Linked DNA regions of Homo sapiens: region 1 is linked to region 2. A link is an interaction called in ENCODE POLR2A ChIA-PET data of the cell type or tissue named here. Cell type or tissue: PC-3. All regions are shown on one strand. Links, peaks and the distances in the headings refer to the core of each region. The heading gives the core; the rest is flanking DNA.

Region 1 (5,381 bases), core at 211-5,210, 1.1 Mb before region 2:
TGCACTCCAGCCTGTCTCAAAAAAAAAATAATAATAATTCTAAACCTGTATAACACTCAGTGAGATCTTCTTAAGTTAACTCGATACTTTCAGCATTTTCTTACTTTTATATTCATCTATTTGCTTTGGTTTGGAAACTTCTTGGCAGTTATTGCCCAGTTTTGCAGGAGTTAATATTTCAACATATAGGTTTTTATATACATGGCATGTGAGTATTAGGTCATCTAACTGCTGAGTCTCGATGTCCTCATGTGTTAAAGATCATTACACTTCCTTACAGGGTGGTCATAAGAATTTTAAGCATACAGTTATGTAAGATGCCCAGTTTAGTGCTTAGTACCAAGTTAGAAATTATTTTCTAGATTCCTGGCAACTCGCGTATCATCTCCAAGCTTATTTACTTCCCACGTAGGCTTTTCTCTTCCTTGCCTTTATTTCTAAGTCAAGAACTTGGTCTGGGCATAGTGGCTCATGCCTGTCATCCCAGCACTTTGGGAGGCCGAGGCAGGCAGATCACCTGAGGTCAGGAGTTCAAGACCAGCCTGGCCAACATGGTGAGATCTCCTCTCTACTAAAAATACAAAAATTAGCCGGGCGCGGTGGCAGGTGCCTGTAATCCCAGCTACTCAGGAGGTTGAGGCAGGAGAATCACTTCAACCCGGGAGGTGGAGGTTGCAGTGAGCCGAGATCACGACACTGCACTCCAGCCTGGGCGACAGAGCTGTACTCCATCTCAAAAAAAAAAAAAAAAATTCACTCCTCACAACTGTGCTTTCTAACAGTTAGTTAATTTACATTTCTAGTTTCTCATCCTCTGAATCAACAGGAAGAAGCCTGAGAAAAGGTGGGGAAGGTCTAGTTGTTAATAGCATTTGTTTCCTTGCTGGGAAATCAAACCCCCCTGTCTGGGTCCATCTGCCAGAGAAAACTTAAAACAAAAAGTTTTAAAGTTCTAAAATAAGACAAGATTCTGTTTATTTTTCCTTTTTGTCTTCTTCATTTTGAGCAAACATCATCCTACCGCCTCCCATCTGTCTCTTTATTTTTTCATGGTCTACATTTAATGCCTAGTAGATGATGGCTCTGTTTAGCAACTTTAGCAGTAATCTTTTTTTGAAAACTGCTCTACCTGCAAAGTTTAAAAGTGATCTGTATGGCACAACAGCAAATGAACCTACCAAAGCATCATGCTGAAATTCTGTGCATATGAGGAAGTGCTTTCTCTTTTGTCATCCAGATGTTACCTGTCTTTATCTGGGCGGTTATGCCCCTGTTAGAATGCTGTGCCTCTCTAGTATTCAAATGTCGTGTGCCTGCCCTTACTGGAAGGCCTGCTATTGTATGTGTGCCCCGGCTGCTGACCATACACTTGTTCCTTTTTACTAGGAAAAGAAACCAAGGGAAATTTCAATCGAACAGTTACCACCGGTGGATTTTTCATTCCAGCAACAAAGATGCACTCCACCGGCACCGGCAGCTCATGTGACCTCACCAAGCAGGAGGGCGAATGGGGCCAGGAGGGGATGCCTCCCGGGGCTGAGGGTGGCTTTGATGTGAGCAGTGATCGCAGCCATCTCCAGGGCGCTCAGGCCCGGCCCCCACCGGAACAGCTGAAGGTTTTCCGGCCTGTTGAGGATCCGGAGAGCGAGCAAACAGCCCCAAAGATGTTGGGTATGTTCTACACTTCGAACGACAGCCCTAGCAAATCCGTCTTCACCAGCAGCCTCTTCCAGATGGAGCCCTCGCCGCGTAACCAGCGCAAGGCGCTGAACATCTCCGAGCCCTTTGCGGTATCTGTGCCGCTCCGCGTGTCCGCAGTCATCAGCACCAACAGCACGCCGTGCAGAACACCCCCGAAGGAGCTGCAGTCTCTTTCCAGCCTGGAAGAGTTTTCTTTTCATGGATCAGAGAGCGGAGGCTGGCCAGAAGAAGAGAAACCGCTGGGAGCTGAGACTTCTGCAGGTAAGTAGAGGAGAGAGGGTATCTTTCCGTTGCAAGAGAGAAAAACCAGACTTAAATTTGCTTGAGTTTGCAAGGCAATATAGTGCGGTGGTTAAGCCTGTGGGCTCTAGAGCCCGATTGGGTACAAATCCACGCTCTGCCATTTTACTGCGTGATCTTCAGCAGGTTAATGTAACCACTCTGTGCCTCGGTTTCTTAATCTGTAAAATGGGAATAATTATGTTAATAATACCTTTTTCATAAGTTTGTTGTAAATATTAAATTATTTAATACATATGAAGCTCTCAGAACAGTGTCTACATACAATAAGTATATAATAAATATTACCTATTATTATTTTATTTGCTCACAGAGTGAGAAGGCAGGAGAAAAACTCACAGAATGGAATGCAGAGCTGCAGAGCTGGAATTGGGGATTCAGTTCTTCCAGTCTCCTTCTCTTTCCATCCACCCATCCTTATTTCTACTTTATATTTGCAGACAACATGGCTAGCAACCCTAGCAACGAGAAAGAGCATCCCTCTCCCAATTTTCTGATATCAAATGCAGGAAGGATTCTGATTGGATCTGCCTGAGTCCCATGCCCAGCCTTGGACCAATCACTGTTTCCAGCTAATTGGGTTCTGAGATTGGCCAGACTTGAGTCTCTGGGTGTGTCTGGAGTGAAGAGAGTTTCTTTAATTAACAAGCAAACATGGGCCACATAAAATGGAAGCAGGGAGAACCCCAAAGGAAAGGGTGGCTGACAATCAAACCAACAAATGTTTATTGTGATTTAGGAATGTTTCTTTTCCGTTAATATTAGTCATTTTCAGCACCTATTAGGTTGTCAGGCACTCTCCTAAGTGTCCTGCAAATATTATCTCATTTCTCCCCTCTATCCTATGATATAGATAGTCACTATTATCCCCATTTCCTTAAAGAGGAATGGTTTATTTGCTGAATCACTCATAGCAAGGAAGTGGAAACACCAGGATTTTAATCCAGACTTTAAAAAAATCCATGCTTGTAACACTATACCACGCTCCCTCCTGTGTTCACTATGGGCTGTGGAGTTAAAAGATTGTTAAGACATGATCCCTTCCCCACAGTGAGCTCAAAAACTAAGAAGGGAAATTGAAACTCTGCACTGAAGTTCAGCACAGGGTCAGCCTATGGAAGCAGCATAAGAGCCTCCTCAGGATTTTTGGAATTAGGGAGGGGTTAGGTACCCAAAGCATCATGAAAGAGGTGTTCCTAACAGATGGCAAGGGCATGAAGGAGAGACAGTCCTCTCAGGAGGATTCCAGGAAGATTTAGAAGAGGTGACATTTGGACTGAGCCTTCATAAATGGGTAGGGTTTCTCCATGCAGAAAAGAAGAGAAAGGGCATTCTGAGCAGCTACATGTTGTGGGAAGTATGTAGGTTTTGGAACCCAACTGGGCTGATTCGGATGCTAGCTTTACTGCTTTTTGTCAGTTTGGCAGTGGGAAATTTTGGAGCCTGTTTCTCATCTGCAAAGCTGGGGAGACTCCTATCCCAAAGGCTGTAGTGAGGTCTGAATGGGAAAATGTCCATAAAATACCTGTCCATAGTTTGGCTCACAGAAGATGTGAGTAAATATTAGTCCCTTCCTCCCATTTCCTTTCAGGATGGGTACGCAGATGAGCAAATCTCGGGGTATCAAGTGATGCCTTGTCTGGAAAACGATGTCATGGGCTGGTGTGGGTCATGGGCAGCAAGATGTCATGGGCAGCAGGATGAGGGATAGGGGAGGGAGTGAAGGCTTTGAGGAAAACAGTGTTTCCAAAGGCTTTTGTGAGATTTGTTATCCTCTCTGGAAGAATAGGTCTCTGGGCCCCATGGGGTCTTTTAGAGACAGTCTGTTATCCGTTTTTCCCCCTCTCTCCTCTCTATAAATAAGAATACACATTTTGTATTAAGTTGGTCTGGGAAAGACACTAATGGAGACTCCAGCCTGCCTTCCTACCTGTGGCCAATGGGCAGTCAGGGCAGAAAGAGGGGCCTTGTGGAAGGCAGCCATCCAGATCTGAGACTGAGGGTGGAAGGGGGCTGCTGAGAGGCTCAGGGGCAACAGGTCCCCTCACCCTGCTCTCTGACGGGGTGAGGTTAACTTCAGTGTCTTATCTTCTTCCATGATTATTCCATGTGGAGAACTTCACCTTCATTAATTAAATATTTTTCTTTCTGTTGTGCAGTAGCAGGGGGCAAAAGAAAAAGAATTAAAGGCAATTTTCCAGGTTACCCAATTAAACTTTTAGTTGCTCTGGTCAAACCAACTCTCCCACTTTTGGCCAATCTAAGTGAAATTCCAGTGTGACCCAAAGCGTAGAGATACCGAGTAAGTAGTGCATTTTAACTAAAGTTAAATGATTGTAAATACTGATTACTCTGAATGAAAAAATTGAAGGATTAATCAATGTAATCATCATGGTTGATTATCTGACTTTTACCTGATTCAAGAGCATGTCCTGCTAACCTCATCCTCAGCTGGTGGGGAGAAAGGACAACAAACCGAATCCTTCTGAAAGTGAAGGATGAGCTTATGGGCTGGTTTAAAAATTACAACCGACACTCTCTGCATCCCCTTCTAGAAACGCTTGTTAAGGAAGATCAGAATAAACATATAGCTTTACAGAAACTTGATAAATGAAAATCCAGAATTTCCCTAAGAGATATTAGGAGTTGCCCCATTCTTTTACTAAAGAACTTACAATAGAATTCTCTTAGTTCTATTTTAGTGCATCTGAAATATGATTCTATAACACCTACAAAAATTTGTTTTGCCCTATTTTTTTTAATCAGGAGCAAGCCTACCTTATAAACTCATTAGTTGATTCTATTAGTTAAGGTACAGGCTAAGCTGCTATAATATAGAAAATAAAAAATACAGCGGCTCAAACAAGATAGAAGTTTATTTCTATCTTACACACAAGTCCAGAATAAGGTGACTGTGATGCAGGAGATCTGAGGTTCCAGGCTCCTTCAGCCATACCCAGGGGTGTTGTCCTTGTCTGCATGGTCAGAGTAGGCTCACCCCCACAGTCACATTCCCACCCATGGGAAAGGGCTAGAGGAAGAAGCCAAGCAGCTTCCACTTAAGGATGTCACCTAGAAGCTGCACACATCGTTTCCACTGCCTCCCATCTGCCAAACATATTTCACATAGCCACACTACCCTCAGGAGGCTGAGGAATGTCACTAGATGGAAAACCATGTGCCCAGCTAAAACCTGGGGGGTGGGGGAGGTTCTAGCTCCAAATAAAGAAGAGGATAGATATTGGGCAACGATTATCAATCTCTGCCTCTATGGTCACCCGCTTTGTGTATAATGTGTCACATGCTGGGAACGTGACAATGCCCTTCCCTTTTGAGCTATAGAGATTTCTTGTAGTTTACAAGTAGCCACCAAATCTGTC
Region 2 (5,381 bases), core at 201-5,200:
ACATTGAAGTTTGAGGCCCATAAGCTAGCCAAAGTAAATGGTGCAAGTTAAAAATCAGCTGAAGGTGGCTGGGCACGGTGGCTCACGCCTGTAATCCCAGCACTCTGGGAGGCCAAGGTGGGTGGATCACCTGAGGTCAGGAGTTCAAGACCAGCCTGGCCAACATGGTGAAACCTTGTCTCTACTAAAAATACAGAAATTAGCTGGGCATGGTGGCAGGTGCCTGTAATCTCAGCTACTCAGGAGGCTGAGGAAGGAGAATTGCTTGAACCCGGGAGGCGGAGGTTGTGGTGAGCCGAGATCGTGCCACAGTACACCAGCCTGGGTGACAGAGTGAGACTCTGTCTCAAAAACAAAAAACAAAAAACAAACAAAAAAAAAACAGAATCAGCTGAAGGTACTATTTTTTTGTAGATATTCACAAGCTGGTTCTAAAATTTATATGGAAAGACAAAGGAATTAGAATAGTCAAAAGAATTTTGAAAAATAATAACATGGTTGGAGGATTCATATCACCTGGTTTCAAGACTTACTAAAAAGCTATAGGAATCAAGACTGTGTGGTATTGGCAAAAGATAGGCAGAGAGATCAGGGGAACAGAATAGAGAATCCAGAAATAGACACTCAAATATGGTCAATTGAATTTTGACAAAGTGCAAATTAAATTTAAAGGAGAAGGGACAGTCTTTGTAACAAATGGTGCAGGAACAATTGGATGTCCATATGCATAAAAGTGAACCACAAACTATATCCCAAGCTTTATATAAAAATTAACTCAAAATGGGTCGTGTAACTAAATATAAATGTAAAACTATAAAACTTTTAGAAGAAAACAGGAGAAAATCTTTGTGAACTGGAGCTAGACAGAGTTCTTAGAACAGCAAAAGTATAATCCCTAAAAGAAAAAAAAATTGATAAATGGGGACTTCATTAAAACTTAGTTTTACATTGCATGGACATCACTAAGAGAATGAATGAAAAGCTACACATTGGGAGAAACTATTTGCATATCACATATATGACAAAGGCCTTTTATTCAAAAATATATAAAGAACTTTCAAAAAACTCAACAGTAAGAAAACAACCCAATAAAAAAATGAGGAAAAGGTTTGAACAGATACTTTGTCAAAGAAGGTAATACAGCCGGGCACGGTGGCTTATGCCTGTTGTCCCAACACTTTGGGAGACCAAGGTGGGCAGATCACTTGAGGTCAGGAGTTCGAGACCAGCCTGGCCAACATGGTGAAACCCCGTCTCTACCAAAAATACACAAATTAGCCGGGTGTGGTGGGGGGCGCCTGTAATCCCAGCTACTCAGGAGGTTGAGGCAGGAGAACTGCTTGAATCCAGGAGGCAGAGGTTGCTGTGAGCCGAGATCATGCCACTGCACTCCAGCCTGGGTGACAGAGGGAAACTCTGTCTCAAAAACAAACAAAAACAAAAACAAAAACAAAAAAACCCCCCAAAAACAAGAAGTTAATACATGATGGCAAAAAAAAAAAAAATACATGGAAAGATGCTCAACATCACTATTTATTAGGAAAATGCAAATTAAAACCATAATGAGATAACACTGTACACTTATTAGGATGACTAAAGCAAAACAAAGCAAAACAAAACAGAATGAAACAAACTGATAATTCCAAGAGCTTATGGGGATGATGTGGAGTAACTGGAACTCATATTGCTGATAAAAAGATCAAATGATACAGTCATATTGTATTCTTAGAAAACGTTGGCAGTTTCTTAGTTAAACATACACTTACAGTATCACTCAGCAATCACACCCGTAGGTGTTTATCCAATACAAATGAAAATTTATGTTCACACAGAAACCTACAAGTGAATATTTATAAAAGCTTTACTCATAAATGCCCCAAACTGGCAACAACCCGAACGTCTTACAACTGGCGAATGTATAAACAGATTGTGTATCCATTCAGTGGAACACTATTCAGCAATAAAGAATGAACTATTGTATATGCACCAAAATAAATGACTCTCAAATGCATTTTTCTAAGTGAAACAAGCCAGTGGATACATACTATAGGATTCCTATTACATGACATTAAGGAAAGGATAAACTACAGGGACAGAGAACTGATCAGTGGTTTCCAGGAACTCAGGGAAAGGGGAGTTTTTTTTGTTTTGTTTTTGTTTTTAACCACAAAAGGGCAGCATGTATGCAGGGAATAATGGAGCTGTTTCAAGTCTTAATTGTGGTTTGATTACATCACTATGTGTTTGTCATGACTCAGAACTACAAGTCAAAAAATATGAATTTTACTTATGAGATTCTAAATAAAAATTTTAAAAATAATCAGCTGAGGCATATCTGATTCAAAACTGCCAAGAGACCAAAACCAATGTTTATTGTCTATTATGAGCAGGGCCTGGACTGGTGTTGGGAAGAAAACAACACCTCACAGTAAGCTCCTTCTCCTCATAGACACCAATCCACTGGAAGACACAAGCAGGCACACAAATAACTAATATGAGGCAGTGAGGGATATGCGCTCAGAAAAGGAGCAAAGAGGGTCTAAGTGAAGAACGCTGGATTTTTACTAGGAGAATTCTCAGTGTGGAGAACTGTAAAGCTGAGTCATAGTAAAAAATAGAGCAGATTGTAAACTGACAAAAATAAGATAGGAGAAAGTTATGAGCACGGAAAAATATGGTTATTGATCTGGGAGGGTAAGGCAATAGAAGCAAATTCTAAATGTAATGAGATTGAATCAATGGATATGATGCTATTTTTTAAAAAGGCAAATCAAGTCATTCAGTACTGATTCCTCCCAAGGAAGGGAAATGAACGGATAAATGTATGAAGTTGCGTTGACTTTAGATCCTATTAGCAATTTCTTTATGCCTTCCCTACTCCCCCATACAATAGTTCCGTGCTCCGAGAGCTACTGTTGCAAGAAAAGCCAAGTCTTCCATAAGTGGATATGAAGGCTATTATGAGGAGAAATCACTGTCCTTCCTGGGTGTGAGGGAGTCATTTAGTAGTTAGATCCTAAAGAGGAGGTTGGTATCAAATTAAAACTCTATTTAGAGCATCATGTGTCTAGGATAGTGGTTCTCAAAGCATGGACCCTGAACCAGCTGCAAAGCACCATTTGGGTGCTTGACAAAACTGCAGATTCTGAGGTTTTACTCCAGACCTGCTGAATTAGAAACTCTCGGGTTGGGCCCAGGAAACCCTCCAGGGGATTCTGATGAACGTTTGAGAAGTTTGAGAGTTTGTGAAGATGTCAAAAGTGAATCCTGTGCTTAACTATTGCAACCTGCTGAAGCTGATAAAGGAATGTCAACTTTTAGTGACCCACCTGCCCTCACAGAGACCCTCACTGGGCCTAACTGAAGATTCCCCCATCCGAAGAGCAATGGGTCTTGTTTTAACCAGTCATGTAAGACTTATGGTCTGGGTCTGTCCTCTTCAGAACATTAGTTTTCAGGGCTTAATTAGCATAACCACCTTGAATCCCCTCCACTTCTACAGCATTTACAAAATTCTGACTTTCCCCCTCAGCAAACTAGTCAGTGATTTTTTTGTTTTGTTTTGTTTTTGTTTTTTAACTGATGACAGGGTCTTGCTCTGTCACCCAGGCTGAAATGCTGTGTTGTGGTCACTGCTCACTGCAGCCTCCAACTCCTGGCTCATGTGATCCTCTCAAGTATCTGGGACTACAGGTGCTCTGCTTTCTTTTTTGATGTTAAAGCTCTGGTAGGTAGTCTTTATTTTATTCTTTTACAGACAACAGGCAGTCAGCAAGTGACTCTAGGATGTCAATTTAGTAAGTTTACTTTTTCATTCCTGGATAAGCACTTTAGAATAATTTCAAGACCTATATTCTCATCCTTTGCCAACCCAAATTATTGGAAGGCCCTGGGCAAACTACTTAACATCTTGTAGAACTGGTTTACTCATCTGTTAAGAGCAAGCAGGTAATTTTTCCTGTCCCACCTCAGTTGACATAATGGCTATGAAGTTACTTAGTAAAGTAGAAAGTGGATACACATTTAAGCATTATGATCATTTTGTGAGCCTTTTTCAAAACTGCGCTCAACGTCCTTGATTTTTTCCCCTTGTCATCAGAGCACCACAGAGAAAGCCTGCATCCTGGACACGGTCCAGATGCCTCTAGAGGCCTTGCCTCCATTGTTTTGGAATTACTCTGGGTGAATAGGATAACAGAAAATATTCCAGCCTAGAGGATAATGGATAAAAACATTAAATGAGAAGAGAAATACATTAGAGACTTTCCATCAGAACTTGGAAATGACATTGTAAATTGGTGTGCAGTTTTACAAGTAAAAATGCTCTAATCCTTGGAACGAGCAACTGACTTATAGTAAATCTTTTGAGCTTCCCCAAATGGCAAAGCAGTGAAAATTTTCTGCATGCTGGGGGAATCGCATTACCTGAAACAAACATATAGGGCACAGCTGATGTCTAATGTCTAGATGTCCTAGGAAATAAAATGTGGCTTCTGGTACATAAGTGGCAATTTATGCTGAATTATTTGCTAAGAGTCAAATTAGTCCCTGCAGTATGTGCAGCATTTCTGAAGAATTAAAAAATAAACGCTTTCTGCCTAAGTAATATCCTGACTTAAGGCAATTATTACTGTGCTATATCTGATATAGAAATGATCCTGAAACTTGCCCAGGGCTTGTAGAAATAAGAGGATTTCTCTAATGCATGCTAACACTGAAAAAGAAAGTCGATATCTAGGCTTGGTTTAAAAAAGGCAAGCAGGGAATAGGTTTTATGGAGGAGGGAAAGTAATTTACCAGGTATCTAGCACTTACTGTGTGCCAGGCACTGGGCTAAATGTTACACATACTGACCTTATCCTCACAATAACTCTGTGAATCTCACAGAGATATTATTTCCCTCATTTTAACAGAATAAGACATTGTCATGGCTTAGAGCAGCCAGGTGGCTTCCACAAAGTCATACAGCACACAGTTTATCACAAGCTGTGATTTAAGCTCAGATGGTGGTGTCTTTTTTCCTAAACATTGCAGCAACAATCCTGTGCTAGATAGCTTCCCTATGCTCCTCCAGGTCCCCTCTGGCAGAGACTAGCCTTTTCAATCTTACTTTGTGTGTATGGAGGCTAGCCCAACTTGACTTCCGGTTTCCAGTTGTATTCAGCCAATGGGGACTCCTGGCAGAAGGAAAAAGAAGGAGGGAAAAGAGCCAGGCCCAACTAATTGAAAATCTATTTCCTGGCTGGGCGCGGTGGCACATGCCTATAATCCCAGCACTTTAGGAGGCCGAGGTGGGCAGATCACCTGAGGTCAGGAGTTCCAGACTAGCCTGGCCAACATGGTAAAATCTCCATCTCTACTAAAAATACAAAAATTAGCCG

What was found. ChIA-PET counts read pairs that join two places held together with the same protein. Peaks named below come from ENCODE experiments on the same cell type or tissue, not always from the same donor. Only the 100,000 strongest peaks of a DNase experiment are listed, where the experiment ranks them.
Region 1: POLR2A ChIA-PET joins it to region 2 with 5 read pairs; 1 of 35 experiments calls an interaction of 5 or more read pairs at or near these places.

Annotation. Positions count from the first base shown.
Region 1 is chr3:119,400,436-119,405,816 of GRCh38, forward strand. ARHGAP31 (Rho GTPase activating protein 31) reads left to right here. Exons shown (of 12, transcript NM_020754.4): 10 at 1,387-1,962. It overlaps LOC124906273 (a long non-coding RNA gene), which reads right to left. Exons shown (of 2, transcript XR_007096027.1): 1 at 3,932-5,381; 2 at 1-2,162. Among named protein-coding and RNA genes, the nearest start is that of TMEM39A, 60 kb to the right of the region's middle. In PC-3, for the core only: a CTCF peak has its summit at 3,045; no DNase peak of the experiment used is centred there; H3K27ac peaks cover 725 bases.
Region 2 is chr3:120,522,561-120,527,941 of GRCh38, forward strand. No RefSeq gene overlaps it. Among named protein-coding and RNA genes, the nearest start is that of NDUFB4, 71 kb to the right of the region's middle. In PC-3, for the core only: no CTCF peak of the experiment used is centred there; a DNase peak (open chromatin) is centred at 2,181; H3K4me3 peaks cover 585 bases; H3K27ac peaks cover 331 bases.